Linked DNA regions of Homo sapiens: all the other regions are linked to region 3. The links are chromatin contacts, found by Hi-C in ENCODE. All regions are on one chromosome and are shown on one strand. The core of a region is the stretch at or near the end of the contact, and the rest is flanking DNA. Distances in the headings are between cores, read along the strand shown. Region 1 holds the start of TICAM2-AS1 (TICAM2 antisense RNA 1). Region 2 holds the start of WDR36 (WD repeat domain 36). Region 3 holds the start of YTHDC2 (YTH N6-methyladenosine RNA binding protein C2).

Region 1 (3,971 bases), core at 894-3,393, 2.1 Mb before region 3:
AATGCACGGATCTGAAATTGTCTCACTTCTTTACATATCTGTCTGTCTCCCAGATTAGACTATAAAATCTCCATGAGAACTAGGACTGTGTCTCCTGTTCGCACAATATCCCTAATGTCTAGCACATAGAATATATTCTAAACATATGTGGCGTAAGTGATTGATGCATTTTCTTGAACATTTGGAGAGAAAATGTTAAGCAATTAAACTTGTAACCAATTTAAGATTTTTTTTAGTACATGTGACTGTATTATGAAGAACAATGCAAAATTTGGAGCAATTTACAAGAAGATGGAACAGTTCAAGTAAATTTGCCCATGACACTAGTGACTTCAGGCTCTTTTATGTATGCAACCTAAGTGATGAATAGGGAAGTACGTGTTTATGGAATCTGTCATTGGTGGTATTTCAGTGGGAAAATGTGAAAAGCTCTGATTTTGAAGGGTTGCCAGAGAAAGAGGAACAGGCAGAGGAAACTGAAAGAAGAATTTTTTTTTTTTTTTTTTTTTTTTGAGACGGAGTCTCACTCTGTGGCCCAGGCTGGAGTGCAGTGGCGCGATCTCGGCTCACTGCAAGCTCCGCCTCCCGGGTTCAAGCCATTCTCCTGCCTCACCCTCCCAAGTAGCTGGGACTACAGGCAGCTGCCACCACTCCCGGCTAATTTTTTGTATTTTTTAGTAGAGACGGGGTTTCACCGTGTTAGCCAGGATGGTCTCGATCTCCTGACCTCGTGATTCACCCGCCTCGGCCTCCCAACAGGCCTGAAAGAATTTTAACAAGCAGGATGAGCATAAAGGCAAAGTGGGGTTGTCAACATCAAGGAAACAGAGTGTTGGGAAACAATGGTCGACTTTGTCAATCGCCAAAGAGACTCCCAGGAAAAATGAGGGCAACAAAAGTATCAGTTGGATTTAGGAGGCCACTGCTTACCCAAAGAGTTCAGGTAGAATTGTTGGGAGGTGCAGTGGTTGGAGAATCAACTCCGTGAATAATGAATTGTGTTGACACGGTACATAATACGGTATTTCTGACTACATTGGCGGCATTTCACTAAGTAATTACTACCTGAAGTGCCTACCTTCAGTAAGGCATCCTGTTGTTGGATGGGGAAAGAGAAGGAGGAAATAACTCTTAGCTTTACCTGTACTGTGCTTCTGAGACCCAGGTATGGACCTTCACTCCCAATTTACTATCCATGGTCTCATCCGATGTTCAGTAACTGGGTTCTCCTTTGGCAGGGAGTAGGGATTGCCTGAGAATTAAAAGGGGAGGGGAGATTTCTGAACTGGACCTCTTAGGTTATGACTAGATTGGGTGCCTGAGGCAGCAATGGGGCTTTATAAGGCTTCTTTACGCTTCATTTAACTAATTGCTTTTTTGTTCTCTCTTATTCAGTGGAGTTCCAATCTGTTCGGTTGTGGAGAACGAACCTGAGAAAAAGGATCTTTCGCAGGGTAGTTTTTGGGGGCAGAGGCTGATGTGCTGCACCCCCTAATCAGGGGTATGGTTGGCTGCAGTAGTCAAGTGAGAGGGCCGCAAAGGGAAAGGAAAAGTCGAGACTATCTTAGGGAACCAGGAGAGTCGCTGTACCTCTGAAAGATCTACGGTTTGTCTGGTCTGTAAGGAGCAAACACGGTGGAATTCCTTTCCAGATTTTTCTGGGCCTCGACCTCTGGCTTTTGGGGTACATGCCAAAAAAAAAAAAAAAAAAAAAAGCGCAGGGAGAGTCCACTAGCCTCGGTGACAGTTCCCCATTGCGGTTTCCCCTCCTCCACCCTTCTTTGCGAGCTCCTTCCCTCTGCAGAGAGTTATCCCGCCACATTAACCCCTGACTCACAGCTGGACCGCCCCGGCCCGCAGCGCCACGTCCCGGGTGGGGCCTGCCACGGCAAAGCAGCAGTCCGGCCTCGAGCGGCCCCTCGGGGGCGGCGGGGTGGGCGCCAACAGCAGTCAGGCCTGACAAGCGGCGACCTCCAAGGGTGAGGCCTCTGCGGGCCCCCGACTCACGCGCGTCCGGGCTCTGCAAGCGCGGTGGGGAGCAGGCTGCTGTGGTCGCGGGGACTGGGTTGCGGCGCGCCGCGTACGGGACGGCCCCAAACTCTCGACGCCCGGGGCAAGACGCCCACCCCCTGGGCGCTCTCGCTGGGCCAGAAAGGAAGACAGAAAAGCCGCGGGCTGACTGTGGTGGCGCTCGCCTGCAGGCAAGTACCGGGCGCTAGGGCGGGGGCCGCCGCCGGGGGCGCGGGGTGGGCTGGGGCCAGGCCGCCAGGGGCGCGGGGTGGTCTGGGGGCCAGGCCGCCTGCGCTACCTCCCCAGCCTACCCGACCCGACGGCGCGGGTGCTGGCGCTGTTGTCCCCAGCGGGGCGGGCAGGCCTTTCCGTCACTTGGCTTACTCTGAAGGGAAAATCCACACAGCTGTCTGCCTTTTTGTTTCATTTTGACTAGAAAACCCATTTTCGAAAAGACACCTCAGAACCATAAGCAAATAGCCCAGAGTCTTAAATGCTCTAAAGGCTCTGCATGAGCCCCTGCCAGGCACACAGAGCCAGTGCTGGAGGTTTTGGCATGGGTTTTCCTACTTGGCTTTTTGTGCAAAGCTAATTTGGATAAAAATAATTTGACTGGCAGCTGTGAGCTAGTTTTCAGTGTATTAGGACCTCTCCAGCTTTCCACGGTAGTAAACTTCTTAAAGAAAGTATTTTAAAATATTCTCATATTTATTATTATTTTTTAATTTATCCTTTTAATTTTGAAAAGCAAGGGTGGGAAAGGCTATATGATCTGGAGGTAAAAATACACCATTATATAGAGTTGAAGTGTCATCCCCTGAACCCACATTGCACGTCTACACAGGAGAAGAACTTGTCCTTCTCCAAGTGTTTAGTATTCCTTAGATTAGTGTTTTTCAAACAAGCCTGATGGTAAGACGCATTTGGGACTTTTGTTTAAAATGCATCCCCCCACCTCTGAAGGTTTAATTTGGTAAGCTTGATTTCCAGAATCTGTATTTCTATTTTTTTATTGTTTAATTTAATTTTATGTTCTGGGATACATGTGCAGGACTTGCAGGTTTGTTACATAGATAAACGTGTGCCATGGTGGTTTGCTGCACCTATCAGCCCATCAATCCTTACATTTTAATATTTTGAAGTAGTAGGATGGTTATAAATGGAGTTAAGCAACTCCACTTTATATCTCATTCAAATCAGAAAATAGATAAGCAGGTATAGAATATTGACACCTACATTTGAAGCAAAGTAAATGTGACATGTACGCCTTACCGTATGGAACTTGAAGTATAAACCATGTTTACACTGTTGAATCATGGGCATCTGTGTTGAGTCATTTGTTCCTTATGCTATTCTTAAAATGTATTCATTTAACAAATATCTGCTGTTAAATCTTCTGTCTTTAATCCCCCCTAGACCACACATCCCATTCTAGGTCCCGCTCCCCTACTTTGCTTCTTTTTATAACAAACAAAAATCCTCTTTGAAAGATTTAATCTAAGTCTCCATTTTCATTTTCCCTGTTTCTTCCTACCCCCTCTCATCTGAGGCTTTTTGTCCCCATTACCCCCTGCATGGTCCTGATGTTGCCAATGACTGTCTTGTGAAATCCAGTGTCTGTGCACAGTTCTCATCTTTCCTGACCCCTCAGTAACATTTGATCACTCCCTCCTCAATATTCTTTTTTCTTCACTAATGTTCTTCACTAATATTCTTTCTTCTTCACTTGGCTTCCAGGTCACCATATTCTGCATTTCATTCTGCTTCATTGTGTCTCCAGGCTTCCCCACCACTAAATCTTAGTATGCCACAGAGTTCATTTCTTGGCCATATTTTTCTAGCCATACTTTCCCCCAGGACAATTTGTATCCCAAGCCATATTCCTTGGCTATAAATAATATCTATCAGCTGATGACTTCCAAAATTTTATTCCTAGCTTTAGTTCGCTTCTGAGCTCCAGA
Region 2 (4,045 bases), core at 203-2,702, 2.4 Mb after region 3:
CAGGGTTTCTTTGGAAGTAGAATATAGGGAAAAACACCTGTGTCTGTGTGTAATGCAGTGTCAGGAAAGACACTGTACCAAAGACAAGATTTCAAGAGTTATTTCAGTAATAAACTCAGAAAAATTACATTTCAAGGAAGAAAACATTAACCAGCAAAAGCAAAAGTTAGCAAGCAAGGAACAAGTGCAGAGAATGGTAACACTAAATACTTTCACATGATTAATATGGTTCTAACCCACCCTGTCTCCATTACCAGCTCAGACTCTGAGAAACCCAATTGCTCTTCACCTCAGCTCTGCCCTCACTTTCCTTTTCCACTAACTCAACTAGTTCCTACCTCCCAGCTCTTTTTGCTAATAAGCCATTTGATATTCACAATCCTCCAAGAGAGACAACTCTACCTGTTTTCCAGAAAAGAAAGTACTTAATTAACACTGACTATTATCATCCTCCTCATCAAGGTTTCTGTTCTCACAGAGGTTACATTCTTTCGGAGAAGACAAAAGAAACAAGTAAACAAGAGACACTATTACAATGATCGATGAACTGTTATAGGAGAAAAAATCATCACTAACAAGTGATTTATCTGAAATTTACTTTAATAGATTATATAAAGGTGCTACGGTATAATGACACCTATGTTGCAAAGAAACGGCTGCAAGGCTTAGAGTGACAGTGCCAGACACTTTGCGTTAGTTGAAAATAACTGATTGCTATTAGATATTTTCCCTAACGGTAATTAATCTCACCATCTCCGGTTCTCCCAATGTATTCTACCTAGAGTGAATTTCTAACTCAGCTCGTGTCACCAATAACGTAATAGCGTGCATGTTTTTCTCTCTCATTAAGAATGCAAGAGGTAGAGGTTTGTCTTAATTATGTTTCCACCTTCAAGGGAAGGTCAATAAATATTCACTGAACAAATATTACTGCCATACAACTGAGATGTTCTCTAGCAGTTTCCCCTTGGCCAGGCTGCCTCTGAAACACGCCCCAGGAGGACTGCAAGTGCCAAATCAGCACGTGGACGTGACCGGATGGCGAAATATTAATAGGACAGGGAGGGGTTAAAGAAGGGAAGCCCGTGGTAAATGGGAAGGGAGAACCGGACTGCTCCAGGACAGAGTTAGAGGCCAAGGAGGGTGGTTTTCCTGGGAAGCTAACAAAAGAAGTCACTCACGTCATAGGTGTGGAAACTCTTGCCCACGCAGGTTGTTACATAGAACCGGCGCTTGAGCGCGCTGAACCGCACCACGTGTGGAATGTCGTTGCTGAAAAGTCCCAAGGCCCGGAACCCCGCAAAAAGCGCGCTGGCCGTGCGCCTTTCTGAGGCCCGTTCCATTGCCGCCGCGATCCCAGCTCCTCTCAGCTCTGGTCCTGAAGGAAAACACGTACCCAGTCCCTTCAGCGTGTCTAGTGGAACAGTCCTCTGCCAGAGCTGCAGACACAACACCGCTTCCGGCGCCCGCTGCGAATCGCGTTTCCGGAGACTGCCCTCAGTGCAACACATAAAGTTCTCCCTCCAGAGCTCACATGGGAGGCGTGACTTGGGTTCCGAGGGCCAAGGTCTCCAGCACGTTGCCTAGCATTGTTCTCCAGCTCTTTTGCGGTGGAAGGAAGCTCGTTAGGTTCCGACAGAACCGCAAGGGCGGGAAACAAAGAGGGAAGCGCGACGCCCAGGAGAATGGAGGGGAGGTCGACGCCTTGGAGATGGAAACGATTTAAACATGTGATTATTTAAAAATGTACAAAAACATGAGACTGGAAAAATTTAAACACTGGATATCTGATGATATTAAGGAATTATGTTTCATTTTTACATATGATAGTAGCATTATGATTACGTTTTTAAAGATCCTCATCTTTTGGATACATATTGACATATTTACAGATGAAAACTATAATGGGACATTTCAAAACTGACAGAGGGATTCACTCACAGACCCTCTGGGGAGTAGAACTAATTACTTGTGGGGAGGGAACTGCTCACTTGGGCAACTTGGATAAGTGTAGATTCCTCCCAGAAAAGGAAGATAAATATTAAATGTTATTGGGATTCCTGGATTAAGTCAGTATTCCTTGAGGTCGGCTGTCAAAAGCAGACAGTAGAGGTTCTAAAGAGGAGCTTATCATAATGCAAACGGGAGTCCGGGCAGTTCATTAGAGCTGAGTGCCTTAGGATGCTGAAGGAGACTGATTCCAGTGAAGTGGGTGTCAAGACGCCTCACTCCTCAGGAGCCAGCTGCCTTACCAAGATGTAGGTTTGGGGAACAATCTCTGAGCATGTGAACATTAACTAAAACAGTGGTGAGCTTAGAGCCCAGGACCAAAGTTCAACATATGGAATAACCTCTTCTCTTACTGTTTTATTTCCATTTCATTTCGTTTATGAAAACGTTTTGGCAGCCTATTAAGGTTTGGGTCGAGTGACTAACGTAACTATACTAGTACTTGAGAGGGATAAAAAGGGTATATTTACTAATGTAAATGTACTTGAAAGAGATAAAGAGGGTCTGTCTCTACACAGATCAGTGTACTCTCTCGGGTTCCTTCCAGTTCTAAAATGTAATTATTATGAAACAAAAGTCACTTGTTAGCTAATTTGAATACCTGACTCATACATTCTTGAACAAAAAAAATCTTGATTTATTTTATAGTTCTTGGCACAAAGCCTCAAACACTTTGGATGTTAAGATCATTAAGGGGCAGATGCTAACAGAATGAGAGCTTGTTATTTAGTCCTTGACATGTTGTACTTACTTGTATTTTCATTTGTACCCCGGATTTCTCAATAGCAGTGCACATTTTCAGCCATGTTTTTGGTATGACTTAAAAGTGAACAAGTTGCTAATTATTTGTAAATGTTCTTTAAATTAAAAAAGAGGGGAGAGGGGAGGAGCCAAGATGGCCGAATAGGAACAGCTCCGGTCTACAGCTCCCAGCGTGAGCGACGCAGAAGACGGGTGATTTCTGCATTTCCATCTGAGGTACCGGGTTCATCTCAGTAGGGAGTGCCAGACAGTAGGCGCAGGTTAGTGGGTGCGCGCACCGTGCGCGAGCCGAAGCAGGGCGAGGCATTGCCTCACTTGGGAAGCACAAGGGGTCAGGGAGTTCCCTTTCCTAATCAAAGAAAGGGGTGATGGACGGCATCTGGAAAATTGGGTCACTCCCACCCCAATACTGCGCTTTTCCGACGGGCTTAAAAAACGGCACACCACGAGATTATATCCCGCACCTGGCTCGGAGGGTCCTACGCCCACGGAGTCTTGCTGATTGCTAGCACAGCAGTCTGAGATCAAACTGCAAGGCGGCAGCAAGGCTGGGGGAGGGGCGCCCACCATTGCCCAGGCTTGCTTAGGTAAACAAAGCAGCTGGAAGCTGGAACTGGGTGGAGTCCACCACAGCTCAAGGAGGCCTGCCTGCCTCTGTAGGCTCCACCTATGGCAGCAGGGCACAGACAAACAAAAAGACAGCAGTAACCTCTGCAGACTTAAATGTCCCTGTCTGACAGTTTTGAAGAGAGCAGTGGTTCTCCTAGTACGCAGCTGGAGATCTGAGAACGGGCAGACTGCCTCCTCAAGTGGGTCCCTGACCCCTGACCCCTGAGCAGCCTAACTGGGAGGCACCCCCAGCAGGGCACACTGACACCTCACACTGCAGGGTACTCCAACAGACCTGCAGCTGAGGGTCCTGTCTGTTAGAAGGAAAACTAACAAACAGAAAGGACATCCACACCAAAAACCCATCTGTACATCACCATCATCAAAGACCAAAAGTAGATAAAACCACAAAGATGGGGAAAAAACAGAACAGAAAAACTGGAAACTCTAAAAAGCAGAGTGCCTCTCTTCCTCCAAAGGAACGCAGCTTCTCACCAGCAACTGAACAAAGCTGGACGGAGAATGACTTTGATGAGCTGAGAGAAGAAGGCTTCAGACGATCAAATTACTATGAGCTACGGGAGGACATTCAAACCAAAGGCAAAGAAGTTGAAAACTTTGAAAAAAATTTAGAAGAATGTATAACTAGAATAACCAATACAGA
Region 3 (4,038 bases), core at 852-3,351:
TTTGTCTTGTCATTTTTTAAATAAATTCATTGTTCTTTATTAAGATGCCACATAAGCCCCATGTTTGAGTTACTATCGAGTTCTCCCCTATGTATGCATGATGCATGTCTTAATAAGCTTATGTTTTTCTCTTGTTAATATGTCTTTTATCAGTCTAATTTGCAGGGTCCCAGCCAAGGAACCTAAGCTGGGTAGAAGAAAAAGCATTTTCCTAGGGAAAAACAAAACAAAACAAAAAAGGGGGGAAGAGGTAGACAGAGGGAAGAGGAAAGAGTTGAATTTGGTACAGACCTGAATCTTTTATCTACATATGATACAATTAAGAATGTGAAGTTAAAACAGTAATAAGTACTTAAATGTACTCAGAAACGTTTCTCCCTTTTTTGGGCAAATAATCTTTTTTAAAAAAAATAAGAAAAGCTACCAGCTTACCCTTTACTTTTAGAGACCAAACCAAGAGACTGACTGAGTCGATGAATAAAGGCTCTTTCAGTACTGGTCAAAGAAGAAGGAAATTCCATTTCTACACGGAAAAAAAACAAAGTAGTAAAATTTGTAGATAGGCAATTTTCTCTCAAGTAAAACACACAGATACAAAATATGAAAAACATACATAGACAATCAAATTTATTATACTTTATTTGAGGTTAACTTTATATTTCATATTCTATTTATGTAAATTAATAAAATTAAGATATTTTATTAATTCAATAACTACTGAATGTCTATCAGAATTCTGATATTAATAAAAAGACAGCTATGTATTAAACCTAAATGTGATAAAGGCCTCTGATATTCACCAAAAACGACTCCTCTTACTTGTTCTGGAATTTTGAGTTGGTATAATGACTGAACATATTTAACTTGGTCCCTACTTGTTTAGTTAACAAAATGTTTATTTTCTTCAATGATGAGATATGTTCAAATATTATGAATTCTCAACATGAAACTCCATTGTCTTTGCTTTCAAAACTGTACAGAATTCGTATTTCACTATTTCAGAGGGATTTGTTATATATTGCTGAGGCTTTCTCTTTTTTTAATGTGAATTTAGAATCTCTCTGTCTAGAACATTCCCCGTTTTGGACTATAAGATTCCAGAGTAAGAGGTCCCCTAACTAAGCCAGCAGGTCCGAATGAGCCCTCAACAGACTGCACAGGTCACCGCAGGTCAGTTGCTGGTTCTGCATTATATGACCCAAGACAAGTGGCTATCTAACCTCAAGAGGTGTGGAAGATGCTTCGTGTGCCAAACAAGTTTAATTTAAGTGGGTAGCGTGATGCTTCAGGGTCCAAACGTATTGCTGGTGCATTTATTTATATGTTTGATTTCTTTCTGCTCTTCTACATCTGTAGCTTAAACGTGCCACAATTAGGTGACACCCCCTTAAAAAGGGTTAGGGCTAACCAATATCTGAAACACGGTGGCTTAACCGCCCAAGGCTGCTGAAAGACGCGGGGGAAAAACACTTTCAGCTAGGGAGCAAAGTGCCCATAACCCCATTGATCCGCAGAGCACCTCGCATTCCACCGCAGGGCCAACAGCCGCGTTCCAGACCCGGGTGCCGCCGCTGAGGCCCGCCCCGGACGGTGGCCCGGGTCTTCCCTCCCTCTTCGGAGGCACCCCCATCACTCGGTGGGCCGCCGTTTGGGGGGCGCTGGGGTGAGGGGGGTATCCTGACTGCCAGCATGGTCCCTGTCCGGAACCTCACCTCTCTGGTCCCCGTATCGGAAGCGCTCCAGCGCGATATTGACTGCGATCTTCACCTCCTCATCAATGCGAATGTCCTTCAGCCCCTTGGCCCGGCCGCCGCCCCCAGGGCCACAAGGCGAGGGGCCGCCGCCTCCGCCACCGCCAGGAGCCGGCTGCCGCGGGGAGACGCTGCTCGGCCTGGACATTGCCCTGAAGAGATGGTCTCTCCGCACGGGAGCGGCCAGGCCTGCTAGCTGACAGCCAATGACAAAGACCGTGGGAATCCGGGGCCACTACCGGGAAGCTCCGGAGACGGCCTGTGTTGGGCTGAGGTCACCAGAAAGGCCTCAGTCACCGCCACAGCAGAAGTGAAGCCTGCGCCATTGATATCACGGCCAGGCGAGGAGCGCGGGCGTAATGACGTCACCAGGGCCGGCGCCCGTGACCTCAGCGCGGCCGCCGCTGCGCGCCTAAAGGAGGCTGTCTGCGGAGCTATGGTGCGGTTCTCTTCCCGCGCCGCCCACCAAGGGTCGCTCCTCATCTTCTTATTCACTCACTTGCTACTTCGTTTAGTCCTTCATTAATTCCTGCAGTAAGCATGTATGGGCTTCTACTGTGGACCTGGCATTATGCCACGCCTTCGATGTACATTGGAGAACCAGAGAGCCAAGGTTCCTACCTTCATGGAGTTTATATTTTAGTGGGAGGAGGGTTGCCAGATTTAGCAAATAAAAATACAGAATGCTTAATAATTTGCATTTCAGATAAACGAATAATTTTTAGTGTATATATTTCCCATGCAATATTTGGAAAAATATCATAAAAAATACATATACTAAAGAATGAGCCACTGTTGTGTGTCTTGCATTCTTCCCTTTTCTGAATGGGAGATTTTAATGCAAGTATGCCACCCTTGCTCTATCACGCTACACAGGGTAGCTGAGTGGGGGCAGGTATGTAGTACATATTTACATAGTTCATGAGTTACCTGGCAATGAGGATATACATCTGGATCTAATAAAGAGGACTGTGTATCAACAACAGATCCTGGATGCAGTGACTAGATAGAATTCCAGGTGTCTGGGGAGGGTATATGTGTATTCTGTGTGTGGTAAGAAGGGGGCGGAATATTTGGTGACAAGAAGTATCTTTTCTTCCTAGGCATTATATTTCCCAACTCTCCTGCAGTTAGCTGGGGGCCACATGGCTGAGTTCCGGCCATTGGAATGTTGCTGGAACTGATGTATACCACTTCCAGGATTGGTCTATAACACCTTCCTTGAATCTTCCCTTCTCTGTCTTTCCTGGTCTTCTGGAAGTTCTTAGACAACGGTGGAACCACTAGATAGATAACAGGTTCCCGATTCCCTGAACGAGTGTGATAGAGTGTCCTCACCAACCCACATTGGAATATGACATGGGTAAGAAATAATTCTTAGTTGTGGTAAACTGCTGAGATTTGGGAAGATTTTTTTTTGTAACATTATGGTAAATTGTTGAATTCATCAAAGGTATGGCCTTTGATGAATCACACATTCCTCTGTTCACACCCTTGTATTCTTCCTTCCCACATGGACTCTGTCTTTGGCTATGTAACTTGCTTTGGCCATTGGGACATCAGCAAATACGAGATAAGCAGGGGCTTGAAAGGTGTTTGTGCATTAAGGCTTAGCCTGTTTTGCTGCTGAGAATTCTTCTTCCACAAAGTAAAGAAGCTTAGGCTAGCCCACTGACAACTATGGCCCAATCATCCACCAGCACCAAGGGCAAGACGTGAAAAAGGCCATAATGGAAAGTCTAGTCTTAGAAAAGCTGCTGGATGACCACAACTCTGTAAGCAACCCAAAGCAAGATTAGCAAAACCACCTAGCTAAACATAGTCCAAACTGTTGACCCACAGAACACATAAACAAATAAAATGAATATTGCTGTAAGCCACTAAGTTTTAGGTTGGGTTTCTTACACAGCAGTAGATAACTGATACAAAGAGTTAGCTTATTCTGACTAATATATTTGTACAATGATAAGGCTGATCTTGGGCATAAGTGACTAGGCTGAAAGAACTAGCTTCACCCGTTCCAGTTTGTACCCAGTTGCCTAAGAACTGGGGTCATCAACATCTTGATATGCCTGTAAACAACTTGTGGCATACGAGCATGCCACAGCACAGTGGTCTGGAGACTGCTCTCTTCTCATCTATAAAATTGACCTGGTAGAGTAATAAAGTCTTAAAATATAACCAACATGATTTTATTATTGATGCTAGGGATATTTCCTCCCACCCTTTGCCCCCTCATCACCCCTACTTTGCCAGCCCTCCATCCCTTTCTCTCTTGTTCAGCCAG

Evidence for each region. A loop is a pair of places that touch in the nucleus more often than their neighbours do. Pooled maps may share reads with other maps.
Region 1: a loop to region 3 is called in a pooled map, with 7 times the contacts of the local background. The contact joins the promoter of TICAM2-AS1 here to the promoter of YTHDC2 in region 3. A Hi-C loop is called at or near these places in 6 of 50 pooled maps.
Region 2: a loop to region 3 is called in a pooled map, with 10 times the contacts of the local background. The contact joins the promoter of WDR36 here to the promoter of YTHDC2 in region 3. A Hi-C loop is called at or near these places in 9 of 50 pooled maps.

Annotation. Positions count from the first base shown.
Region 1 is chr5:115,600,327-115,604,297 of GRCh38, reverse strand. It overlaps TICAM2-AS1 (TICAM2 antisense RNA 1), which reads right to left and starts at 2,143. Exons shown (of 3, transcript NR_109875.1): 1 at 1,838-2,143; 2 at 1,142-1,252. The region is part of intron 3 of TMED7-TICAM2 (TMED7-TICAM2 readthrough); the gene reads left to right. It overlaps TICAM2 (TIR domain containing adaptor molecule 2), which reads left to right and starts at 1,819. Exons shown (of 2, transcript NM_021649.7): 1 at 1,819-2,201. RefSeq lists a silencer at 1,828-2,327 and enhancers at 1,947-2,469, 2,418-2,497.
Region 2 is chr5:111,089,755-111,093,799 of GRCh38, reverse strand. It overlaps WDR36 (WD repeat domain 36), which reads right to left and starts at 1,452. Exons shown (of 23, transcript NM_139281.3): 1 at 1,182-1,452. The coding sequence starts at 1,343. RefSeq lists an enhancer at 1,163-1,602.
Region 3 is chr5:113,511,757-113,515,794 of GRCh38, reverse strand. It overlaps YTHDC2 (YTH N6-methyladenosine RNA binding protein C2), which reads right to left and starts at 2,101. Exons shown (of 30, transcript NM_022828.5): 1 at 1,713-2,101; 2 at 433-523. The coding sequence starts at 1,899. It overlaps LOC124901046 (a long non-coding RNA gene), which reads left to right and starts at 2,137. Exons shown (of 2, transcript XR_007058905.1): 1 at 2,137-2,364; 2 at 2,855-3,936. RefSeq lists a silencer at 1,616-1,845 and enhancers at 1,798-2,299, 2,296-2,345.